5 separate regions of the Mus musculus genome follow, and regions 1, 2, 3 and 5 are each linked to region 4. Evidence: chromatin loops called from intact Hi-C (ENCODE). Cell type or tissue: heart. All regions are shown on one strand.

What was found. Hi-C counts contacts between places; a loop is a spot of excess contacts. Peaks named below come from ENCODE experiments on the same cell type or tissue, not always from the same donor. Only the 100,000 strongest peaks of a DNase experiment are listed, where the experiment ranks them.
Region 1: it touches region 4 in a loop (1.9-fold over the local background); 3 of 42 quality-filtered maps call a loop at or near these places.
Region 2: a loop joins it to region 4, with 2.0 times the contacts of the local background. A loop is called at or near these places in 7 of 42 quality-filtered maps.
Region 3: it touches region 4 in a loop (2.6-fold over the local background); 3 of 42 quality-filtered maps call a loop at or near these places.
Region 5: a loop joins it to region 4, with 5 times the contacts of the local background. A loop is called at or near these places in 11 of 42 quality-filtered maps.

Annotation. Positions count from the first base shown.
Region 1 is chr6:38,750,519-38,755,518 of GRCm38, forward strand. All of the region lies in intron 2 of Hipk2 (homeodomain interacting protein kinase 2), which reads right to left. The region is part of intron 2 of 4930502C15Rik (a long non-coding RNA gene); the gene reads left to right. Among named protein-coding and RNA genes, the nearest start is that of 4930502C15Rik, 16 kb to the left of the region's middle. In heart, a CTCF peak has its summit at 2,219 (motif pointing left); DNase peaks (open chromatin) are centred at 2,313, 3,413 and 4,813.
Region 2 is chr6:38,805,353-38,810,352 of GRCm38, forward strand. All of the region lies in intron 2 of Hipk2 (homeodomain interacting protein kinase 2), which reads right to left. Among named protein-coding and RNA genes, the nearest start is that of Hipk2, 68 kb to the right of the region's middle. In heart, no CTCF peak of the experiment used is centred here; no DNase peak of the experiment used is centred here; H3K4me3 peaks cover 588 bases; H3K27ac peaks cover 907 bases.
Region 3 is chr6:38,531,809-38,536,808 of GRCm38, forward strand. Fmc1 (formation of mitochondrial complex V assembly factor 1) reads left to right here and starts at 3,053. Exons shown (of 2, transcript NM_025363.3): 1 at 3,053-3,202. The coding sequence starts at 3,065. It overlaps n-TRcct1 (a tRNA gene), which reads left to right and starts at 2,123; the gene lies at 2,123-2,195. In heart, CTCF peaks have their summits at 1,716, 3,075 and 3,287; DNase peaks (open chromatin) are centred at 1,883, 2,993 and 3,363; H3K4me3 peaks cover 3,612 bases; H3K27ac peaks cover 3,474 bases.
Region 4 is chr6:38,871,631-38,876,630 of GRCm38, forward strand. Hipk2 (homeodomain interacting protein kinase 2) reads right to left here and starts at 4,560. Exons shown (of 15, transcript NM_010433.2): 1 at 4,169-4,560. The coding sequence starts at 4,187. It also overlaps a transcript of Tbxas1 not described here. In heart, a CTCF peak has its summit at 2,537 (motif pointing right); DNase peaks (open chromatin) are centred at 2,551, 3,591, 4,251 and 4,711; H3K4me3 peaks cover 3,249 bases; H3K27ac peaks cover 4,088 bases.
Region 5 is chr6:38,733,336-38,738,335 of GRCm38, forward strand. Hipk2 (homeodomain interacting protein kinase 2) reads right to left here. Exons shown (of 15, transcript NM_010433.2): 7 at 4,023-4,185. 4930502C15Rik (a long non-coding RNA gene) reads left to right here and starts at 4,181. Exons shown (of 4, transcript XR_003956279.1): 1 at 4,181-5,000. In heart, CTCF peaks have their summits at 3,074 (motif pointing right) and 4,636; a DNase peak (open chromatin) is centred at 3,106.

The DNA of each region.
Region 1 (5,000 bases), 120 kb before region 4:
CTGTCTCTCTTCCTCTACGAAGCCCGTGAGGGCAGCCCAGTGCCTGGCATTTAGTTGCCACTTGGTCAATACATACATGTTGATCGAATACACCATATTAAATATAAGAAGTGTGAAACACGAGTTAGGGTGGGAGTTCTGTGCAGTGCAGACAAAGGAGAGGGAAGGGGTAAGTCTTCACAAGGAACTAAGTCTGGGCCCTGGTACAGGAGGACTCAGCTACAGATAGCAGGCACTGAGGCCCAAAGGGGCATGTGTGTGCCAGCCCATGCTCAGTTGCACAGACACCTGAGCAAGGGAGATGGGAGGAGAGCCTGTGTGTTTATCTGCAGATGGTTCACCAAAGACTGACAGCAAGAAAGGTGAAGTGTGGAAACCTGAAATTGGTGCCAAGGTCTCTCACAGTTACGATTTCACCCCTCTTTTTTATTTTGGGGTGGGGTGGGGTGTCACTGTACCTCTAAAGTAGATCGCTAAAATATACCATGAAGTTGTACCAAGCTCGGCTTTCACTGGTACTAGGTAAATGAAGTAGTCCTCAATTCATGCTTCTATTATAGTTACTAACTCAGCTCTTGCTTTTGGTCTCAGCCTTCCCTTTCATGTCTCAAAGGATAAGTTCCTTTTCTCTGTGCATATGAAACCTATTTTTGAACTATTTTTTTCCCTTCCTATCCCTTCCAGTCTTCCTTACTCAAATATATGCTGCTCCCTTTGCATCTACTATCTACACCAGTAGATCAAGATGTAAACATGAACGAAAGACTGGTGCAAGAGATATTCACTAAGCATCTGCTGCCCCCAAAGGACTATCTTAAAAAATCTCTCTGATTAGATTATTTAGGACACTAAAAACCCTTTGAACATTCATGAAGTGTCAAATAATTACACCCAAGACAGAGAAAATACCTTCTTATATCCTAACATGGCACTAAAAGTTCTTCTTGTTTTCCTTCCTTTTATTCATGGCAGGGAGAGACGTCTCATTGGCTAGCTCACTATACAGCTCTGGCTGGCTGTGTACTCTGTCTCTGAAACTCACAGACATCTGCCTGCCTGTACCTCTTGAGTGCTAGGATTAAAAGTGTGCACCACATGCCTGGTTAAGTTGTAGTTTATAATAATAATAATAATAATAATAATAATAATAATAATAATAATAATAACAATAACAATAACAACAACAACAACACCTCTGTCATTTTTGACCCATCAACAACACATTTGCCTATCTGTCTCTTTTTAAATCTCTAAGAATATGGTCTGGGTCTCATTTATCTTAGATTCCAAGCTAGGTACACTGGCGCTGCTCTTTCAGTAGCTGTTTGAGGCCCCAGGAAAGAAAGATACTTGTCAGGCTAGTGAGGAGGCTCAGCAGTGAAGGTATCTGTATTTATAGCAACCTGAGTTTGATCCCTAGAATCTAGGTAAAGGTGAGAGGAGGGAATTTACACTAAGTTGTCCTCTGACTCCATGTGCATGGTATGGTGTATATATGTGCACACGCAGCACTAATAATAATAGATAAACTTTATTTGAAAAGAACCCACTTCTCTCTTTGGATGCCTGCAATCTGGGGAAATATGTGTACTCTGCTGTGATTTTGTACATACCTTGTTCCTATGATGCTAGACTCCCAGGCTCTGAGTTCATGAAGGCTCACTCAAAACTCAATTCTAAAGTTCTTTTGTGTGTGTGTGTGTGTGTGTGTGTGTGTGTGTGTGTGTTTAGCTTCCCTGTCAGTAGCTGCAGAAGTGCCCACTCTTTCCTGAGGCATATTTGACCAGGTCACTCCACACTGGGCTTTGGCTTCAGCTGCACTTGGTCTCTTATTCAAATGTTTAGCCATTCAGTGTCACTATGTGCCAGGCACTATGCTGGGGCTCAGGAGCAAACAATAAAGCAAAGCCTGGGGGCCCTTGGAGGTCACTATCTAGTTAGAGGCAGCTTCATGCAGACAGCGCAGGTATACTACATGGAACGTGTACATATTACATGAAGAAGGGCAAGCTGGGCGAGGAAAGACAAGAGCTGAGAGGTCTGAGCTAACCTTGTACCTGGCAAGGCAGGGGTAGCCTCCACGCACAAGGCAGTGAGTACTCCTCCCCCATGTCACTGCTGTAGCACCAGTGCTTAGGCTGTGGACGGTCCCATATACCTTTCTAGAAGGGACAACTGTGCCAACAGCAGCACCCAGCAGCTCCCTCTGGAGGCTGGCGACATCACCTTGGCAACACTGTGACAAGAGACACTCTGCTTTGGCTCTTCCAGATTTAGGAGGCTTGAGGGCACATTCCATGGAGGTTGTTTCTGTCCTCAGAGTTGTGCCAGTACAAGAAGGACCCTGGGTACACGGATCTCTGTTCTGCAGATCACTCAGCTGACAGCTGCTCTATACTTACACTGCCATGGTGCCACCTCATGCAACCATTTTAAAGACTCTCACTACTATTTTGGGGCATCAAAAATACTTTAAACACATACATGAAGTGTCAGACAAAATTGCACCTAAGAAAGAGAGTGATTATTCCTTTCCAATGTGACCCTCATAAGATACCATACATTCCATTTTCTAGGGGAGGTTAGAAAAACAACTGTCACTTTCAACACATCAGTGACTGAAGCTTTGTTATTAGCTCCACTGCTCTCTTGACAGTGCACATAAGGAATAAGTTATTCTTCGATCAGTCTAGACCACGTGACCCTGCAGAGGCTGGCTTCCAAGAGAGGTGTGAAGACTGCAGCCAGGAGCCCAGTGCACATGGGTCCAATCCTAGTATTTTTTAAGTACTGGCCATATACCTCATTCTAGAAGGAGGGGCCAGAAAGAAGGTTAAATAGAGCATGGCAGGAAGTACCTCACAAAAGTTCTAGGACAATCAAGCAATTCTAAATAACTTACCTATTATCTGACTTAATCTATATGGCAGTAATCAAACAAAAAGAATACCCTTTTTCTGGTGTTCTTTTTTGGTGCTCTGGATCCAACCCATCGTTCCTTCTCCTCATGTGAAAGACACCCTTTTTTCTTCACATTAGAAGTCACAGCCACAGACCTCTCATCTCACTGTAGAAGCAGAGCTCCCTCCTATAACCCGTCTTCTACTTATTTGGTCTAATGCAGATGGCAATAGCATTCACAGAGCTACAAGGCAGGGACTGAAGGCAGCACTTGCCCTGCCCTGCCCTGCCCTGCTCTGCCCTTCGGGTAGTCTTCCTATCAATATGGTAGTTGAGATGCCAGAGTGATACCCTGGGAACAAAACCCAGGGAAGAGGTCTGAGGATCTAATCGAGGAGCTGACCCTGTGTGTACTCACAACATTCATTGTAGCAGAGGTCTGTGCTGCAGGAGCTGGGCACACACCCTGCTCATTCCAGTGTCCTTGGCTAACCACTGGCCCAGAGTCAAGTATCTTGCTCTTGCCCACAGTCTATGACAGAGCAAGGGCAAGGTTCACATGCATTTCTGATGTAAGTGTTCAGCCTGCAGACCATTCAGAGAGCCTGGGGAGAGCTGAGCACGTCTGGGAAAATGCTACTCAATTTCTCCAAGTTTTATTTTACCCTCTATAAAATGTGATTATTAATCTCACTTTTTCCTCTTGTCTGTATAGTAACTTATGAAGATAAATTATGGCCAGTAGAATTATAAAGCAGTTTGAACTCCTTGGAAGCAAGAAACTCTATTAGTCCCTGGTATTTTATAATCACTGATATTATAAGGTGTACTCAAATTGAACTGCAGTGAAGAAGTCTGTTCCCACAAATATATGCAGATTGAAAGTAACCTCGATATGGCTGGGGCAGAAGCAATCAAAATGTAAAATTGTATTTCAGATGGGTTGTTAAATCTTATGTTTCTATTGCAATACTAAGGAGACTTGGCAATGCTGCCATGAGTTCTGAGCCACTGCTGAGACTGGTGGCCTGGAATGGAGGCATGGGACTCCATCAAAGCCACATAGGGCCCAAAAAATAGCAACAGAAATCTGAAGGAGAAGGCAAATCTGAGAGGAACGAGAGCTCATGTAGAAAACAGCCTTCAGGGTAAAGACTAGAGAACACCTTAGGGTACCACTCAGGATGAATATTCTTGGATCACAGGTAAGGCTGCCAGGAGAACTGTCCAGCATCCGTAGAAATGAGTTCAAACTGTGTCCAGGAAGTCACAGGGCGGCCCAACTGGGGATTTAAACAGTGATGCAGGCCTGGGTAGTCTCAGGCCAACCAGGGATTTAGTTTTGAAAAAGATACAACTTCTTCAGCAAACCAGGTAGGGGAGGAACTGATTTGTCTTTGATTAAGGGGATGAGTAGAAGGTAAGAGGAACCCATGGGTGAGGGTCTAAGATCTAAACACTGGCAGATATCCACCTGGACCTCCCGTTATGTGAGTTTATAAGGAGCCATGCCTGGAACCAACTCAACTGCTGGAAACCTTGAACTTTGGCCTCACTCTCCAGCTCTAATGAGCTGAAGAACCATCACAGCAGAGATTGATAGTAGGTTTTGAGTCCAGAAGGGAAGCTGAGGAAACCCTACTTAGCCTTTAGGTAACAGCTTGATACAGCAGACAGAGAAAACACAAAGCAGAGATCTCCATGTAGGATCTGGGGCCACTGCTCAATGCTCATAAAACTGTGATGATGAGGATTAAGACCTTCGAGACCCTCGCTGAAAACTGGTTTTGGCTATCACCAATAAAAATGCTCAAGACATTGAAACAGCCTTGTGTCCATATGGGAAGGTGACTTAATCACAGTTTGGTCTACATGTTGACATCTGTCTCATGCCACACTGGGACAGTCTCCAAAGGACGCTGGCTTTCTTGATCTCACTGGCCATTTCCAGCACAATGTTAGGACCAGAGGGGTAGCTATTTTTATTTGTATTGGCAGTGAGCCTCTTAGCTCTGAATGAGATTTTTTCCAAGTGTGCACTAATACACATGTATTTTCTATGCTAATCCTTGATTCCTAGGGCTACTACACTTCTGCCA
Region 2 (5,000 bases), 66 kb before region 4:
TGTATAAGCTGCCAGGGTCATCCTTCAAGGCCCATGCACTGAGACTTGGACAAGATCACCTTTGCACATCCAGGACAGCCAGCAGGTACTCTTATTCCAGGGGGTAAATGGCCTTTCCCAAAAAACTGACTACTTCCCATACTGAGTATGAAAATGCCTGTAAGTGGGAGGCTTACAGGAAAGACAGGCTGGCTTGGGGGAAAGTACTGTAGGAAAACTGCCACACACTCAGATGGTGTACAGGTACAGCCTGACCATGGAGAACTGCAAGCACAAGGAGCCAGATGAACGCATCCCACTGGTCCTTGATGTCATTTGGGAATCCCAAAGTCTGGGCATTTCAGTGTTGAGTTTCTGCCTCTCTCCTATGGTGATCACTATCCTGACTCTGTGAGTACAAGCCTGTGACCTTCTCATGGAACAGCACTGAGAGAAGCTGCCTACTTTCGTCAGCAGCAGCTATTTATCCCAGGCTTGTTTTTGTAGGTTCCCCCACCCAGCCATTTCCAGAAATGACTGTTCCTCTCTTCCTGACCCTTCTGTGACAGAATAAACAAGACATCTTTTGCCCAAACACCACAGGGCAAAACAAAAACAGGAAGAGAAAGCAGGCACACTAAAGCTTTAGATGTAAAATTATCAGTGTTTTTAGAAGAAGATAGATTTAAAATGTTAAGTTTTAAAGAACTTTAAACTTGTATGCTATTTTGTTTCGCTTTAGCACATGCAGACTTCTGTTAACACCTCTTTACTCAGACTCCAATAGCCTCTGACTCTTGTTGCTGATCAGGGTGGATGTCTGACTCTATATGCCAAGTGCACTGATGTTTCAGGGGTTCACACTTGGTGCTTTTATATTTGCCAATGTAAGTTCAAATTTACAAAAAGAAGGAGGCTAGACCACCTTTCTTGGAGGTAAGTAGATGACAAGAAAATGACAACAACACTTTGTTCTTTATGTTTGTTCTGACTACAGAACTTGTATTTCCATTGCTCACATCCATGATAATGAGGATGCCACTGGAAACATACCCCATAAGTGAACATCCACACAACAATCAACACAGACACACAGCACATCTGGCACACAGCACATCTGGCACACACTGGCAGTGCTGTCTGTGTGGGGGATCTAGAGCACTACTCTTGGCGCTCTGACCTTTGGGTTGGTGGCACTGAATGAGGAAGATCATCAAATATCAAATGCAGATGTGTCCCCCATTCTGTCATTCTCCTCTAGTCCTGCACCTAGTCACAGGCCACAGGACATCAGGCATCACTATGGGTACAGCAGCAGCAGTGTGGCAATGAGCCAAGTCTTCAAACTAGATAGGTGCATCCACCTTCCCCCACCAACCACACTCAACACTGCCCAACACTGTTATTCTCCCTATATGCTACTTACTTTGCACTGTCTTCTGTCCCAATCTGGTACAGGAGAGAAGCCATTAGCCATATCCCTGACCTGCAGGCTTGCTCCTTCAACACCTCCCGATTGCAGTGCTAGAGATGGAAGGGAAGTAAGTAGTGCATGATGCCTGATGCTTGGTGGGTGGGACAACTTGTAATTGCTAACCATGCCAGATCAGACACATCCATGCAATCTATGACAAGAAGACTTAAGGAACCTGGGAAAGAATGGGTACTATGACCAGTAGCTGAGTTGCACCCATGGAGTTGTCTCCTTTGTTTCTCATGACAACATCATGAATTACTCAGGTTCCTGTCTTAAAAGAAATAAAGCCTGAGAAAGATTTGGAAACTTGCCTGAAGTCACACAGCCATAAAGTAGTAGATCCGGAATCCAAGCCCAGGTCTGTCTGCTACATATAGCAACAATGACAAAAGTCCTGACAACAGTGCTAACAGCCGCAGATTAAAATAGCAGCTAGCATTTATGAGTACTTCCTCTGTCCCAGGCCCTCAGAGCAGCCTAGGATGAGCTCTGTTCTCTCCAGGAAGTCTTTGTTCACTCAGCTTTCTCGCCTGAAGACAAGATTAGAGGGTGCCTGAGCAGCATATCCATATAGTCCCCAAACCAGAAAAGAAACAAGAGGTCTTGGGGCCCGAGCACCAGCTCTAGCTCCTTCAGTAGCACTAGTCAGGCTTTGCCTGTTACCCCTGGGGTAGTCCTCTCCAGCTTTCTACATAGGACAAAGCAGATGCATGATGACTTTGGGAAACTGGCTGGTTAAAGTTTTGGACTACTGACTTCAGGTTTTAACTGAAGTCTGAGCAGCACAGAAGAGTGTGTGTGTGTGTGTGTGTGTGTGTGTGTGTGTGTGTGTGTGTGTGTGTGTGGTGTATATGACTCTCCAGGAGGCTGAAGTTGGGTCCCTGTGATCCAGAGCTCAGAGAAAAGCCGAATGATATGGAGTCAAGACTTGTTAAAAAGGAAGGACTTGTCTGAGGGGGTAACACAGAGCTTGGCCAGCAAGGACGTCTGGTACATAACAGAGAGTTATATTATGGAAGCATAGGAAGCTACTACCATTGCCAGGACCCCACTCCAGTAGCCATCCTTCTCCACAAATGAGTGACAGGGAGTGCTAGCTTCAACCTGCATTATTCATGAATGGAGAGACTTTGGAAATAAAGTGGCTGACCTCCATCAGCCATCAGCCTTCATCATTTCCCTGACTGCCCTGTGCTCCACATGTGGGCCTACCTCTCCGCCTGAGCACCTCTGTAGGCCACCTCAGAACCCAGACCCACACTATTCCTAGAGGAAAGCTATAGGGGTTAAGTGAAGGTAGGTAGATGGATGCATTAGCTTCAAGTCCTCATCTCCCCCACAAAACAGCACAGAACTCCGTTTTGAATTCTTAGTCTACAATATTTTTTTTTTTTTTTTTTTTTTTTTTTTTTTGGTTTTTGGTTTTTCGAAACAGGGTTTCTCTGTATAGCCCTAGCTGTCCTGGAACTCACTCTGTAGACCAGGCTGACCTCGAACTCAGAAATTCACCTGCCTCTGCCTCCCAAGTGCTGGGATCTAAGGCGTGTGCCACCACGCCCGGCTTTAGTCTACAATTCTTAAATCTGCCTACAAAAGCATTTTCCTTAAATCCCTTTCCACTTATGAATACCAGCCATGTGATTGGTGGGGAACACAGTAGCCAATAGCACAGACACAGTGCTGCAGCTCACATGGGGTGTGGATTACACCATCTCAGCTTTGTATACTTTGGCTTCAGTATTCACTGTGCTTAACTGCCTTGTAGCAACCCCCAGGAACACTAAAGCCCATTTAGTCTTCACACACACTCATCTCCAAAGAGTGCAGTCAAGTTAAAGGGACAAAAGCAGCTCTAATCTTAGGGACTCCTGCTTTTTCTATGCTCTGCTCGAGAAGGCTCTGTGCAGCTTCTTACAGGGGATGGAGTCCTATATGCTTCCAGCTTCTAGTTCCTAATAACACTTATGCTGGTCAGCATCATCCTGCTAGCCCTTATTCCTGATTCTTGGACCACCTACCAAAGAGACCACCTGAACACAAACCTCTGTTTGTTTAGGGGTCTGCTAATGGGAACCCAAACAAAGAAAATGGTTCCTTAATGTCACCCTCTCAGCTTTTATCTAGTACCACGGGTACCCCCAAAACACTGATTCCCCTATGAAGCACAAGCTATGCTTGGCTTGTTTGTTCTCAGTTACCCTCCTTGACAACTCCATGTGAGGCAGCAGCTGATGGGGACAGAGAAGAGTTACCATGCACCCTATCTGGCAGAGTGGTGAGCTAGAAGGGACTGAGGGCAGCAGAGACTTGCTGCCGTGGGGTAGACTTGACATAGTGGCCCCAAACACCTGAGAGAATGGGAAAAGTGACTGGAGGGCAGCACAAGCCACTCCTCAGTTTATTCAGAGAGAGGAGTGGGACCAGGGAGCTCATCCCACTTCAGGTTAGAGACCGTCCTTGCATAGCTGAGGGTACTCCTACTCATGTCTTGAAAGGTCAGCACAAAACACAGTGCCTGGCACATACTTGGAAATAAAAAAAATTGCTTGTACAATGCCTGAATGGGAATTATGGCCCCCATCACAGCTGGGGCCATGGAGAGTGACCTGGAGCTATCAACAGGAGATCTCTTATCTACTGAAATTATACTAAAGTCACATACAGTACTATCTCCTCTGCTGGGCATCTGCTTTCTTATTCCTACCTCATTCCAAACATCCTCCTCTGAATCATCCACCCCCTCAGTCTGCCAACCCTCATGACCTCTCCCACCACACTCAACAACTACCTTATAGTCCCACATCCCCACAGCGCCGCCCCCCCCCCCTTGCAGGAGAGGTGTGTGGCTATGAGTCATGTAGGAGCAGCACCAAGCCTTCCCACATGCAAATAAGGTTTCCCCCAAACTCTCAGTCCAAGCCAATTAGAGGTACCTGTTGTAGAACCCTGAATTACCCCCAAAACTGTATATAAATCCATCCAGAGAATTAAAGGTGTTCGAGAACTACTCTGTTGTCTGAGTCCTTTGTTCCAAGAGCTGTAACACTTGGGAAGAGATCGGCTCTCCTGAAGCCTGAGGCTCCGCTGCACTCCTCACTGGATAGTCAGCCTCTCAGCCCAGCCCAACCCAACTCAGTGCAGTTACCAGTGATCTGGAAGGCAGGGCAGAGACTCCACCTCCCTGCCCACACTCGCTTCCCTTCGCCGGAACTCTCCCACTAGGCCTGGGCAGAGATCTCCGTGGAAAGCCTCTGGTGCTCAGGCCCACACCCACCCCTGAGTTTTAGAGATTTAATCACAAGACGTTTAACAAATGGACCCTCAGAGGAGCTACAAATCGCTTATAAGAAAGATCAACAGCTCAAGGCCAGACTGCCACCTGTGACCCCTTCTCTAATCTTGACAGGGGACACTCTTCATACTGTGTGAGATAGATTAAAGCCCAAACCACATGCAGCACATACACAAAGTGTGACCATGACGACAAAGAAGGTAGAAGGAAACTTTAGAAGTGACTGTGATGCACATACAGACTCCAGTCTCA
Region 3 (5,000 bases), 340 kb before region 4:
GCCGGCCCGGCCTCTAGCTCCCAGCTGCCACAAGCTCTGAATCTGAAGCCCCTTTATGTCTATCACCTTTAGGAGCCTCAAACTAAACTGTCATGACAGGCCTGGCACAACATTTTTTTTCCTCTTAGGTACAGGGTTTTGGGAGATGACAAGTCTCCCAGTTGAAAGAAGAAAACAGACAACCACAACAGGATATTAATGTGGTAAAGAGAGGGAGCCAGGAAAGAGATGAACGCTTTCCTGTAGTTTGGGGCTCAAGGAGACACAGGGCTACACTGTCTTTTGGGTAAGACACTTTTTAAGACACTGTAAGAAAATTTCTTTTGGGTAAGAAATCTATTTAAATTATTAATGCCACAAATCAACAGGCAGTCAGCAGCATTGAAGAGAATGCAAGGGCAGTTAAGACTCAAATGTCAGAATGGGTATCTCTTCTTCTGGTTTCAGAGGGAAGGGTAGGTGAGCTTCCATGTCAAGAGTCCATGCTTGTAACTAGGATGTTTTTCACTCCTGGATGGGGGGGGGGGGGAAGGAGAAAGTCTTACAATCAAGGATGTAATGTGTGATAATGTGATTTTTTTTTTAATATAGAGAAGGTTTATTGGAGAAAAGGAAAGGGGGGAGGAGGGGAGAGAGGAAGAAGGGATGAGGGGGGCTGGGGACATGTAGGAGGGAAGAGGAACAGAGAATAGATGGAGAGGGGGAGGGGGGGTGGGAGAGAGAAGATGGGGAGGGGACAAGAGAGAGGGAAGCTGGGGAGGGAGAGGGGGTTGAGGGTAATGTGTGATCTCGATGTGAAGAGGTTGGAAGGAGAAACCCCGTTTAGTTAGTGTGACTTCATCATGCAGGGGTAGCTCCCGATAACTTAGAGTTCGTTAGCTTGGGGCTGGTACCCAGGAGCAGCTGCTAGGGAAGAGAGACATAGTTGCGGATGAGTTTGGTCTAGGTTCTAACACAAGGGAGTAACTTTTTTTTTTTTTTTAATGTAATTTGCGACAGGGTCTCACGGAGGCTTCCAATTTACAGAGATCCTTCTTCCTCCTAAGCATGCCACTACGAATGACAAAGCTAACTGTAACCTTGTCATAGAGAGCCTAAAGGGCCTAGAACAGCTTCTAACATACACCGAGCAAGTCAAAAGACCCAGAGAGTAAATAGGAATACTAAGGCGATATGCAGGCTGTTGGGACTGAGGAAAGAGGCTAGCTCAGATATCTGAGCAGAGGGGAACAAGAAGCGGCCGGAGCTAGACGAAGGTTAACATATAAAAAGCTAATGAGGTAGGGTCTACAAGGGCAACCTTAAATAGACTGAACTGCTTCTTAGAAAATAAAGAGCCACTGACACCTCAAAAAGAGGTTTTATGACAGGGCGGTGATGGCGCAAGCCTTTAATCCCCGCACTCGGGAGGCAGCCTGGTCTACAGAGCGAGTTCCCGGACCTCCAGGACTACACGGAGAAACCCGGTCTCACTCCTCACCCCCTCCTCCCAAAGTGGTTTTGTCTACGGTATACAATTAGGAACAAACCTAAATTCTAATTATCCCTAATTTCTACTATAGTAGGCACTAATTTCGCACCGTCTTATACTTATAGCCCACTTGAAAATTCGAAAACTGAACCCCATTCTAATACATCCTTGGCTGCGGAAATGGCCTCAGCGCTGTAACCGGAAACAGAAACTGACCACTACCTAAACGCCACCTAACGACCAGCTAAGAGCGAAGACAAACCCTGAAAGTAGCCCAATCGGAAGGGGCTTGGCTTTTCCTGTTACAATCTGACAAAGAATAGGACCAGAGGGAGGCTCGAGGAACTGGTTTCCGCAGCCCGTTTGGCTCTGACGTCTCCCGGGCCCACTTTTGCGCAGGCGCAGAGCTACTACGCACAGAAACACGAACACGTAAGCAAAAGCGGGAGCCCGTTCGGCTTCGTGGCATCCACTGTTTGCAGGGTGAAGCGGTTGACTCTTGGCATCTAAACTACATTTCCCAGCAGGCATCCGTTTCACACTGAGGCTGAGTTTGGTTCTCTGTGATAGGGTAAAAACAATAAATTTAAGTGATGACGTACGAAACAGGAAATAACTTGATTATGGTGTTTGAGGACATCAGTAGAAGAAGCCCCAGTGGCCTAATGGATAAGGCATTGGCCTCCTAAGCCAGGGATTGTGGGTTCGAGTCCCATCTGGGGTGGTTCGTTTTTTTTTTTTATCTATTTTAACATCATCTAATTAGATGATTATTGCGAGTCAAACTTACTGTTTATTTTATGTATTTAGAGACAAGGTCTCTCTACCTAGTTCTGGCTGGGTTAGAACAAACTGCAGACCATAATGGTCTATGAGCTGTGAGATCCGCCTGCTTCTGCAGGCAGTGAAGGCGTGTGCCACAACGCCCGGCCATCTTGTTTTAAAACTAGAGAACTGCGGGGAAAAACAATCAAACAAAAAAAACAAAACGAAAAAAAAAAAAGCCAGGCGTGATGGCGCACGCCTTTAATCCCAGCACTCGGGAGGCAGAGGCAGGCGGATTTCGAGGCCAGCCTGGTCTACAGAGTGAGTTCCAGGACAGCCAGGGCTATACCGAGAATCCATGTCTCGAAAAACAACAATAAACAAACAGAAAAACAAAACAAAACTAGAGAACTGGATGTGAGGCTTTACTAGTAAAGGGGCTGCAGTTTGCCATACCAGGGTATGAGTTCATTTTCTTCTCCTAGGCTGCGGGGACCATAAAGTTGGAGGTCGGTACGTTTAATTTTGACATCCCTGGTAGAAACAGTAAGATCTTTTTGGCGTGACCTATGTCCAGACATCCACATACTCTCCTGCCAGACACCTTTCCTCAGAGACTCGGCGGCCATCAGCTTACGGCAGTCCAAAGGGACGCAGTCAGAAGGGCCGAGAGGATTCGGCACCTTCCCTTGCTCTCCTGGTCCCCTGAGGTGCCTGTCACTCGCGTTTCCCTCCAAGGGTGGTCGGTAGAGGGCGCTGTGGGGCGGAGTGGGCGGGGGAACACCTCGCCCGAGGCAGTGAGGGACCAGGCTCTCCAAGGACAGAAAAATGGCGGCCCTGGGGTCCCCGGCGCGCACTCTGCGGGGCCTTCTGAGGGAGCTGCGCTACCTGAACGCGGCCACCGGGCGGCCATATCGCGACACAGCGGCCTACCGGTACCTCGTTAAGGCTTTCCGAGCACATCGGGTACGGCATCCGCGGCTGGGTGGGCTCCAGGTCGCGGGAGGGCGGATGAGGGGGCGGTCTGCGCAGGTGATAGAGGGTCTCAGGACAAACGTGTCTGAGTCACCCTGTCCTCCACCTGCGGGTCTCACCACAGACTCCAGCCCTTCGGCTAACCTGCGGTCTGAAATCCCCTACTGGCCCAGAAGCCGCGTGGGGCGCACCTTCCTAGGGACTTCGTATCTGCCACCCACCGGGGTGGAGCTGTCTCTGACGATTTCATTGGTTTGTCTGGTGCATGGGGTGTGGAATGGAGTAAGGAGCGGGCGTTGTGTGAAGTGGGTCCTAGGGGTCGTAAGACTTAAAGGCGTAAGGGTACAAGCATCCCCTCTCCTCATCCTTTCTACATTAAAGTTTTAATAGGAAGCAGTGTTTTTGTGATTTGACGGGTGTGTGTGTGTGTGTGTGTGTAGGTGTGTGTGCGCGCGCCTGCTCGCGCGCGTGCTTTTGCTTGCTTGCGTGTTGGTGGGGAATGAAGATACAGAATTTCAGCATTACTCTGGCTGACCTGGAATTTGCTGTTTAGACCAGATTGACCTTGAACTCACATCTGATTGCCCTTTTCTCCTGAGTGTGGGGATTAAAGGCATGGGCCAGGCAAATGCAATTTTTAAGGCAATTTAGTGGGGAATATTCAAGAGTTGAAGAGTGGTACTGTTTTATTTAGTACTAGCCTTTCACCACTGAGGAAAGCAATATCTTATATTCTATGGAGATGTCACATCTTTAGCCTTCTGCATGACAGGATACATGACATGTTTTACTGGTGTAACAAACATAAACATACAGAATGCTATCCTTGGGAAGTGCCATTGTGAAATCCACAGTTCATATTCCTCTTAGAAAGGAATGGAAGATGGTTAATTTTCCAAATGTGGTAATGCTCAATTCTCTGCCTTTTGGACAAGATCAAATACAAACACTAAGGCTCGGGGACAGTCACCTGCCCAGTTCTGCTTGATCAAGCATGGCTACAATTTAGGGGAATGGAAACTTAAGTTCTTGAGCAATTATCTTAACTACAGAATTTGAGCATTGCAAAACTTTAGAACTAAAATTCACTTATCTTTTAAAAAGTTATGTTAGGTACTGTGTATTAAGAACTAGGGCCAAATATCAAGAATAAGATGTGGCAGGTGTTGGTGGAACATGTCCTTTAATCCTAACAATTGGGAGGCAGAGGCAGGTGGATTTCTGAGTTTGAGGCCAGTCTGGTCTACATAGGGAGTTCCAGGACAGTCAAGACTATATAGAGTATCCTTGACTCTGAGAAAAAACAAACAAACAAAAAACAAACCCAAAAGATATACATGTAAGAAGCTACAGTCTCCCTGAAGAGCCATAAAATAAGATCATGTTTAGCATAAATAAGTGCTAAGGGTATAGATAACCAGGGGACAGTGGTATGAAGAAGAGGTGCTTCAGAAAGTCTAGTAGGCTATAATTAGGCATCTGGAATTGGCAAGTGAATAGAGGTTAGGAAAAGTAAGGGTACAGGGAAAGAAAACATAACTAAAAATTTAAAGAAAGCATAATTAAGGCAAACCCAACAGTTTCAAAGAGGGGAAGATAAGTAGGTAGGTATATATGACTGCTATTGTACCTTATAGAGGTAACATTATTGTCCTTGAAGGTACTTTGTAGTAAAGGTTTTGAAGTTCCTCACAAAAAGAATTTGGGAGGTAATGGTAGTCATATCTCAGACTTTGAGCCCAGCCTAGTCTAGAGTTGAATTCCAGGACAGCCAGAGCTCCATAGTGAA
Region 4 (5,000 bases):
CTTTGACTGCAACCCCAAGCAGCTGAATCGTCATACTAAGGCTACCAGAAAGCACTAGCAAAGAACAATAAAAACTGTGCACATGTCCTACGCTCTTGATCATCAGTACTTTGCTCCATACAAGCCTCAAGTCACCTTAGCCTTAGCCTTAGCCATAGACTGTTCTCTACGGAAGAAAGGAAGAAAGAAATGAAGGAGCACAAAACATAAAATATGAAGTATGTAAGCAGCTATAACTTACATAAAGCCCCCAGTTTTCTTTGGTGAGAAATTCATGTTTAATTGCCTAGTGAGGCAGCCCCTGACATGTGGCTGGGTAGGAGCCTCTCCTCTGAGAAGAACCAGTAAGGAACTTTTGGGGACTCCTTACCCAGCCTGCCACCTTGTACAGGAATGGGTCCTTGCTAAGGTCCTTGCTGTTCATTCTCAGGGATGCCTTCCAGGACACAGCTGCAGCCCCTGAAAGTCTGCCTCCCAGGTTGTTTGTACATTTATAACGTAGCACAAAAGTGCTGCTATGGAAGAGACAGTCTCTACTTGAAACCAGCAGAAGCTTGATGGGAATAAAGACTCCAGAAAGGTCACAGAGGAAGAAAAAAAGGTTCTTTCTTCTGTGGCTATGGGGGTTTATTGTTGCTGGTTCCCAAACTAGAAAAGGAATAGCAGGAGATTAATAATTGAAATTGAAGTGTTCCTATTGCTGGTTTTCTAAACTATTTGAGGGTTATGCTTTCCCTAGAGTCATCATGCCTGTAAACAACTAGGAAGACAGAGAGATTTAACACATACTGAGAAAATGCCTACTCCAGGCAGGAACTCTACTAAATAGACTCGGTTCTAACTGTATCCTCACACAATCCAATAGAGGCTAAAAGTTCTGAAAAGTAAAGGCATAAACTCATTCAACCCCCACTTTCCCTGATTTGAGTGTCCTGCCATCCTGACTAGTTTCAAAGATAAAACTAATGAGTTTGATTCACTATTCAGGTGTAGCAATAAGGTAAACAATGGTTATGCTTTGTTATTCACAAATGTGCGACAAAAACACAGGCAAAGATACAACAGACTACTCGTTGCAAACCTCTTTTCAGGGAAGATGATTCCTAATCTTATTGCTCCGTTTGCATCTTGGTGGCCAGGTGTCTTCGGGTCCATCTGATGAGGGACTTCAGCATGCCAGTGTTTACAAGTCTGAATGTGAAAGGTTCTTTGGTTTCCTCCACACTGATCAACAAGCCACGTCTCAGGCAAGTGAGGCATAGTTAACTTGGAATTTAGGTCTCTCTAGTTGGGAATCCAGAGTTACAGACCCCTGTGACTGACTTTTGCACTACATGCTGAAAAAGCCTTGGTAAGCAAGTTGATGGAGAAATATAATCACAAGGCAAATGTTTAACCTTCTAAGAAAATATCCCCCTTTATTACAAGAAGTTTAACTTGATCAGTATCAAGCCACTGAAAACTAATGTGATATTTATAAGCCGACTCTTAAAGACAGTACTGGAAGACTGTTACACTTTGCCACTTATTAATCCCTATTATCAAATATGCTTTGTTTCAAAAACAGCACACCTGTCTAGATTTCTACATTCCAGCCTTCACTCGGAATCTGAGTCACACTCCATTTGAGAAATTCCAGCTAGAAAGTCTCATGTGTAATTAGACCTCTGAGAAGAATCATGTGGAACTATTAGGAGGAGAAATCCCTCTTTTGGAGAAGTCTATTAAAAAAAAAAGTCCTGTTCATTTATGACCACACACACACACCCCACAGTCCCTGGGTTCTGGTGGAAATATGATAAAAGTCAGGTTCACTGAGTCCACAGATTGTCACTGGGGGTCAAGGGAGAGGTCAGTGTAGTGTTGGCCATACTCTGCACTGTGAGTGAGCATGGGCACTGGAAGCATAGGCCTTGACTACGGAGGTCATTTCTCTGTCTCATAGCATGCCTAACAGTCTCTCTCAAAAAGACCAGACAGGCCTGAGCTCTGGGCTGAGTAACTCTGGGTTGGTGGGGAAGAAGTGCTGAGCAAGAGGAGGAAAAGAATTCTAGAGATGTAAGAGATGCTCCCAAAGAAGAAAAAAAGCTACAAACAAAAGAACAATTAAGAGAACCCACAGACAAGGCCCAAGGAAACCCAGGATGGAAAGGAGGTGACAAATTAGGTTGCCTGGGATAGAGGAGGGCTGGAAAGTAAAACTCCAAGCAGAGAGAGACCTCTGAACCCCACAGTCCCACAGTGTAACACTTTACACACCTGTAATTGCTTTTCCGACACAATCACTAAAAGAACAATGTCCTAGGACCAACTGTGCTGGGTCTTACTTAGCCCCGGGGGCTAGCCTACATTCCTCATGGATTTCAAATGAAATCAACATAATCAATGAAGTTCCCAGGGTGGCTTTGTTCAAGGTTGACAAAATACATCCCGACCCACCTCCCCAGCTTCCTGGAAGAGGAATTTTTATTCCTCTATTACAGTTGTGAATTCAATGCCAAGTTCTTTCTAAAATGCTCACCCGGAGTGTCCAGCAGAGGGAGTCTCAAGGAGGTACTTAATAAAGAGAAAACTGTTTCATTTTAACACTCTAGACAGTGGGAGCTTTGACTGCAGCCCCCCTCCCCTAGACACAGATGAACAATGAATGCCCGACATGGGTTCTCCTACATGTTCACGTCCCCACTGGCATGTTTCTAGTCTACGTGGTGGAGTGATCCGAAATTTTGTTTTGTTGTGTGGAACGGTTAAATAGACCTTGTGTTCTTCGGAATCAAAGAGGAAAGCCCCTGGAATAACATTTCTCTGTTGCTTTCTAAACAGCCCCTTTGTTTCTAAGAGACTCTGGAAAAAATATTTACAGTCCATAGGTTATTTACAGCCTTGTTATTCAGAGCCTGAATGGTAAGAGAGTCCATGCAGAAACCTAATTCATTTAGAGCCCTGGTACTAATAACAGATTTTCTTTTCAGATAAGTTTTTTTTTTTTTTTTAAATCAGCCTCTCCTAACAGAGATAAAACTATTAATGAGATCCCTGTTTCACTCGGCCCAACAGTTCCCTGGGTTTATAGGATTACAATCTCCCCTAGCCCCTCCTCTTGGTTCCTGGCAAACCCGTTTCCCTCTCATTTGCGATTTCATACACAGAATATCTGAACAAAACCGAAAGAAAGCCAGATGGACCCACGCTAAAAGTATGTAAAGGGCTGCTATTTCAATGATTTCACGAGAGAAACATTTTCACGACGAAATAACTGAAAAAATCTGGCACACTTTGGTTGAAAAATACCCGGTACTACAAGCACACAAAACCCCATAGAAGAGTAAAAACTTAGTTGATTCCGGCTTGATTTTCTCGCTGCAAGCTGACGGAACTGACTGAAGAGAACCGAAAGAGTGCGCGAGGCAGCTGTATCGCCTTACCTTTTCTTTCTTCTAAAGACAGTCAAATGGGAAAAAAATCAGCCAACGCCAGGTGAAGGTGCACAGCACCGATCTACCCAGGCCGAGCCAGAAAACCTTCTTTCGCACCCCCTTCCCCGCCCCCCCCAAAAAGCCAAACTACATTCTCCCTTCCACACGCCAACTGCGGGGAGATTTTGAGCCTATTTCATTGTTCTGCCTGGGTCTGAAATGGACTTTTCATCTCAACCCTCTCTCATCGCTTGGCCCCTTTCAATCGGATTCCACAGCCACCACCACCACCACCACCCCCCAAAAATCGGAGGCTCGGGAAGAATAAAGGAGTGTGGGGTGGGAGTGGAGATGTTTGGAAAAGGGAGCAGAGAGGACGGACAAGTAGAAAGGAGATCGTTTAAAGGTAATGGGGGAGGACCGCATCACCTTCATTTATCACAAATAAACAGAAAGCAGTCACGGATCCGTCTTTTCCCACACGCCGCCCCCATTTCTTTTCTTTGGGCAGCAGCCCACCGGCACACACCCCCCAGCCGCCTTCTCTGCCCTGGAAATAAGATCCTGCTCCAGGCCGGCTCCGGTCCCGTCTGGACCCAGGATGGGGGCACCGGGGAAGGTCGCGAGCCCCCAGGACCAGGGCCCGGGGCTGCGGCCGGGGGCTGCCGGGCGAGGGGCCGCGGGCAGAACAAAGCTACGGGGGCCGCGGCTGGCCGAGCGAGCGGGGGGATCGCGGGCCGGGTGCCCCTTACCTTCGTACACGGGGGCCATCGGGGCCGGGGTGTCCGCGGTTCATGGCAACGGAGAAGGGAACGCGGCGCGCGAGCTCGGCCCCCTCAGCCTCAGTGGGAATCTGCCATCTTGAGCCTGTGTCTCCGCTCTCGGCGCAGCCCAGGCCGCCAGCGCCCGCATCACCGCCTCACTTGGCCGGCGCCGGGGGAGGGGGCCGGGCGGGCGCGTCGCCGCCGCCGCCGCCGCCGCCGTAGCCGCGGCCCGGGCCCTGCGCGGGGGGCTCGGCCGGCCCGGGGCGGCTAAGGCGCCGAGGCCAAGGGCCGGGCGGGTCCGCGAGGGCGGGAGCCGGGGCGGGCTGCGGCGGCCAGGGCCCGGGCCGGAGCTCAGCTCCGCATGGCTGTGAGGCGGGGGCGCCGGCAAAAGTTGCCCGTGAGGAGCAGGGGGAGGGGGCGGGGGCGGGGCGGCGCGGCCGGGCGCGAGCGGGCGGGCGGGCAAGCGCGAGCGAACGAGCCGGGAAGAGCCCCAGGGAGTCCGCGCGCAATCGAGCGCCGATGGCACGGATGCGAGGCGGGGAGGGCCGAGCCGAAGGGCAGAGCGGGGCGTCGGCGGGGGCCGAGCGCGGCCCGAGGGGAGCCGAGCGGCCGTGCGAGCGGGGCTGGGCGAGAGCGCGGTGCGCTGGCCCGCAGCCGCCGACCGGAGCTCCGCGGTGGAGGCGGCCACAACTTTGTGTGTGCGTGCTTGGGAGTGCGCGCGTGGGTGTGCGCGCGCCGGCCGACCGGGCCGGGGAGCGCGAGCGGCTGCTGCCGACAGCAGTCCCGCTGCCGGGCAAAGTGTCTTCACCCCAGCGCGTGC
Region 5 (5,000 bases), 140 kb before region 4:
ATTCTGCAGAAGGCCACACTCTTTACTCCTCCAGTTGGAATCAGTCAGCAGCAGGACGATACCCAGCCCACTTTCTGGGTTGCCTCTCAGCACTGAGGTCTGTGTGACTATCCCCACAGCAGCCTGCCTTTCTGTTTTAGGCAGGTGAGGAAGAGACAGACATTTACATATCCTTCTAGCCTGTGCTGACCCAGCAACTGACAAGTGAGAACACAGGGACACATTTTTTTTAGCCAGTAAATATAGTACTTGTGGGTTACTACAACAGGTTATGTATGAGCCACAACATGGGTCTGGGAATTGAACCCAGGTCCTTTGGAAGAGCAGCCAGTGTTCTTAACCACTAAGCCATCTCTCCAGCCTTGAATCATTCTCTCTTAAAGACCACTTTACGCATTAGCACCCTGCTTTGTACATAAGCATCTGTTTTTGATGAAGGGACCCTGGTATAGCTGTCTTGTATGAGGCTATGCCAGTGCCTGGCAAATACAGAAGTGGTTGCTCACAGTCAGCTATTGGATGGAACACTGGGCCCCCAATGGGGGAGCTAGAGAAAGTAACCAAGGAGCTGAAGGGGTCTACAACCCTATAGGTGGAACAACAATATGAACTAACCAGTACCCCTGGAGCTCATGTCTCTAGCTGCATATGTAGCAGAAGATGGCCTAGTGACCAGAACTGGGAAGAGAGGCCCCTTGGTATTGCAAACTTTATATGCCTCAGTACAGGGGAATGCCAGGGCCAAGAAGCGGGAGTGGGTGGGTAGGGGAGCAGGGCGGCAGCAGGGGGGGGGGGTATAGGGAACTTTCGGGATAGCATTTGAAATTTGAAATGTATATAAAGAAAATATCTAATAAAAAATGGGGGTAAAAATTCCAGTAACAGCCTCATGAGTGCAGTGTATGCATCTTGACCTGGTACCGTTTGTTTTCTATAGACCCTTAGGTACCTTCCTAGTCTAGTTGTTTTCCTAGCCTACTGTGAATATAGGCTATTCATCTCATAGGAATCCTGTGGCCCACAGAGTTATCTCTGAGCCTCTGTGCTTTGGGGTCAGCCTTGGCACCAGGGCTCCAAAGCAGAACTTTCCCAGACAGTAGAGTTGAGCTATTCCTGTGTGTTCTTGTACAGTAATCTGTGACTGTGTGGCTCAACGCCTGCCACAGTGTGCTGGGCAGTGTGGTCAGCACCCTAACTGATGCCTCCTTGGGAGAAGGACTCGTAGGGGAGGACTTGTGGTCCTCTGCTTGTCTGCCTGACTGACTTTATGTGTGTAACCTGGATCTGGATCTGTTTTCAGCTCATGTACTGCTTCTCTAGGAGTGGAACTCATGTCATGATATGAGTGCCAGTCCCCAGAGTGACCAGTAGGCATGATGACCGTTTCCCTCAGTTTCTGATCCTGCTTAGGGATCAGCTGATGAAAGTATGTATGATGGTGTGGGTGACTTTTACCCTGTCCTCTGTGGTTCTAAGAGCTGTTTTGGATAACAAAGAGAAATAAGAAGAAAAAAATAAGTTCACTGGTAACTTATGTTGCAAAGATAGGCCCAAGTGGTTCTTGGATACAGTTGTAATAGACATTTCAATTGTTGACATCTCTAAGAACAGGATGTAAGCCTAACCTATAAGTTCAGTTAAAATTCTTGGTAGAAGGATATATCCCTAAAAGAAGACACCTTGGAAATGTTAATAACGAGGCTGACCTTAAGAATTAAACCAAGAACACGCAGGAAGGACTCCCTACTCAATGTTACTAATATTTTTTGAAAGTACATAGAAATTATGATGTATTGGCCCAGCTTTCTTGAGACATAAACAATTACAGATTAGTGAGCACTTTGAAAAGTGCTAGTCTACTGGATATATGTTAAGAGCAACAAAGAACTCATTCTGTATCCTTCCACTAACATCAATCTGTAGGTGAATTTTGTTGTTTTAAACATTCAGTGTTCAGGATGAGCAAAACTCCAGGGTCCCGTGGAGTAAACACAGCACTGGGTTACTAGTGTACAAAGGGAGTTTTGTTGCACTTAGAGAGCAGAGGCTGTCTAGGAGGTACTGGCTGAGGATCTCCACAGGATTCATCTGTGAGTCAGTGTGTGTGCTTCAAGGGTACAGACCCTGACACCAGGCTGCTGCAGTCCAAACCCAAACTACCTCATATGTACTAACATAGCCTTTGTTAAGAGGATTAACCACTTTATCTCAGTGTCTTCCTCTAAAGGACAGTGACAATATGCATTCCACATGGATGCCGGGAGGACTGAATGGTGCCATGCCGAGAAAAGTCTGACCCAATGCTTCCTGCCAGAAGTGTGGCCACTTTGTAATAGTATCAGAGGAGGGGAAGCATGCCTTAGTGCTTAAGTCTAGGTTATAATCCAAATAATTTGTTTTTCTGATATATCTAATTAGGGCCTAACACTTCCAAGTTCAGATGATGGAGAGTTTTGCTCTCTGGATCTTAGTTTTGTAGGACAGCACTTCATCTTCTCAATGCTTAGGCCTACATCACACTAAGTTCACAGCCGTTTTTTTTCACTCTGGTCCTACCTAGCAACCTTGCAGTCTCAGTGTCATGGAGAAGGGAGGTGCCCTTACTTGGGACCTGCCATTGTGATTTTCAGTTTTGGTGATACTCTTTGGGACGGATGTGAGGCTATCATATCACAGGAAACATGGAGGTGGGCTGCTCTGATGTAGACCTCAGTCTGATGGCTATAAAGAGATCTATAGAAGGGCTGGTGGGGTAGGGGGAGTCAGCTGACCTCATACATGATCTGAGGAGTGCCCGTTCCTGTGTGCTGTCTTACATAGATTGGTATTGGAAGGGACAGATGGCAGATGGGAACGAAGAATTTGAGGTTAGAGCGTTAGGATTAAGAGTCTCCTAAGGACTGATGGGAAAACAAGCCTCAAGGTAATGAAGAAAGCGCCAGTGGTTGCTTTGAGAAGCTCTAGATGGAAAGGCCTTAACTTGAGGGCTAGTTGAAGGGCTGGTAAGAAAAGTCTTTGACCCTAAGCACTAAGTGTGAGCTTTTCACTGGACAGATAGCGTCAGGAACACTGATGGCCTCCAGGGGGCAGCAGATTCCAGATGGCACTCAGTCTAAGCAGAGAGAGTTAGCAGAGAGAGTTAGCAACTAGAATTCAAGCTAAGAGGGAACAGGCCAATAAAGCCCGGCGAATAAGAGCAGTGCTGAAGGCAGGGGCCAGTGACTCCTCAGTGATGGGAGAGGACCAGCCAACAAAAGTGGACAGCCAGCTGCTGCATTCACACAGTAGGTTTCCATACTTATTCCTCTGCTCTGAAGGTGTATGTCCTTATGCAGAGGTATGAACAACACAAAGGACACTGTTGTCATTACAGATTGGTATTAGGGCTGGAGAGTCTGGGAATGCTTCTTTGGGGACTTATAAGACTGGAAGATGGGAGTAACGGTTCAAGCCTCTGAGTCTAGAGGTGGGTGAATCAGGTTGTGGAGAGTCTTCATTCAGTAGCTCTTTTCTGAGTGTATTTTCTGTCTGTATTTCAGACATCGTCCTATGTTGCTGAGCCTGCCAATCTGCAGAAGGTTGAAAATCCACGTGAAGGGAAGCTCAGCTTCCTGTATCCCTTGGGAAGAGCTGCTAGGACTCCGGTGACAGACCTATGAGCTGGCTTTTCTATGACATAGAGAATGAACAGGTTTTTCCTCTCCTGAATACAGACAGCATGGACACAGGGTGCAAGGAGGGACTCCTCTAGCTCTGGTTCTACAATTTCTTAGCAGGCTTTTTTCCCCACATTTGCTCAGAGGAAAACGGGAAGAGGCACCATCTCAGTCCCAGAGTCAAAACAGAAACGTCTCCCCTTGGCTTCTTTAAAAAAAAAAAAAAAGGCTGAGGAAGCAGGCACTTTAGCTTCCAGGCCCAAAAGGACAACATGGGAAGACTGCTGGGGTTTGGAGGGGGATATCTGGGATATCTGAGTCCTGATGGTTAGCCCCACCCACCTTTCCCTGGTGCCTGCCACTCACCTGGTTGTGGACAGTGGTCAGCTGGTTGTTAAAGGTCATGGTCAAGTTGGTGGATGTGCTGGGGGCCACGTGAGTGATGAAAGGTGTTTTGCTCTGGTTCACTGTGTCATACATATTCACCCGGCGCTTGCAAATCTCCATGTTTTGGAAACAAGATTTGACACTATATATGCAAAAGGTGGAGGCAGAGACACATGGACAAGAAAGAGGGTGAGGTGGAGGAAGGAGAGAAAAGAGAAAGAAAAAGACAGAATGGTTAATCCAGTAAGCAAAACAATCAGTAAATATCCACATTAGCGTCAAATAGCCCAGCTTTCCCCAAGTGTGCTGCTGAACTGTCAGCACTGTGTGAGCAAATTTCCCATTGTCTTCTTGTCCTTTATCTGCCCTGGATGGACAGACTCCCTTATCACACACATGCTTCACTGCATCTACCCCCCTCCCACCCCCCCATTACCTTTTCTCACTGCTCATTCTAAGTGTAGTGCTTGACCAACGAGATTAACTCTCCAACCAAGGACATTAGGAGCTGCTACAACCTACTTCTGTCTTCCTTAGGGACAACATGTCTAGCCTCTCACCATTCTAGCATCCCATGTGCTACTAGCACCATCTATGGGTCAGCCAAATAATTCTCCCACCCAGGGTCATGAACTTAGGCTGACTTGTCTCACTGGAACCTGTCACGAAATGAAAACAATGAAAGTGGTTACTAATTTTTACTGAGAGCAGTGATATGTGTTTGCAGTCTCCTATTCAGTCTTGTACCATCCACAAGACAGAATTAAAATCATTGTTCCATTTTTACAAGTGAAGCCAAAGGTCTAAGACAGATAATGTGCCAGACAAATAATCACTAATTGGCAATTCACACCCCTCCTTCTCTTTTACACATTCCTAACTTCCTTATTCCTTTCTTGTCCTAATTCTTGTCTAGTTCCATGAAGTAGAATTCTCTCCTCCATTTTCTTCCTGAAT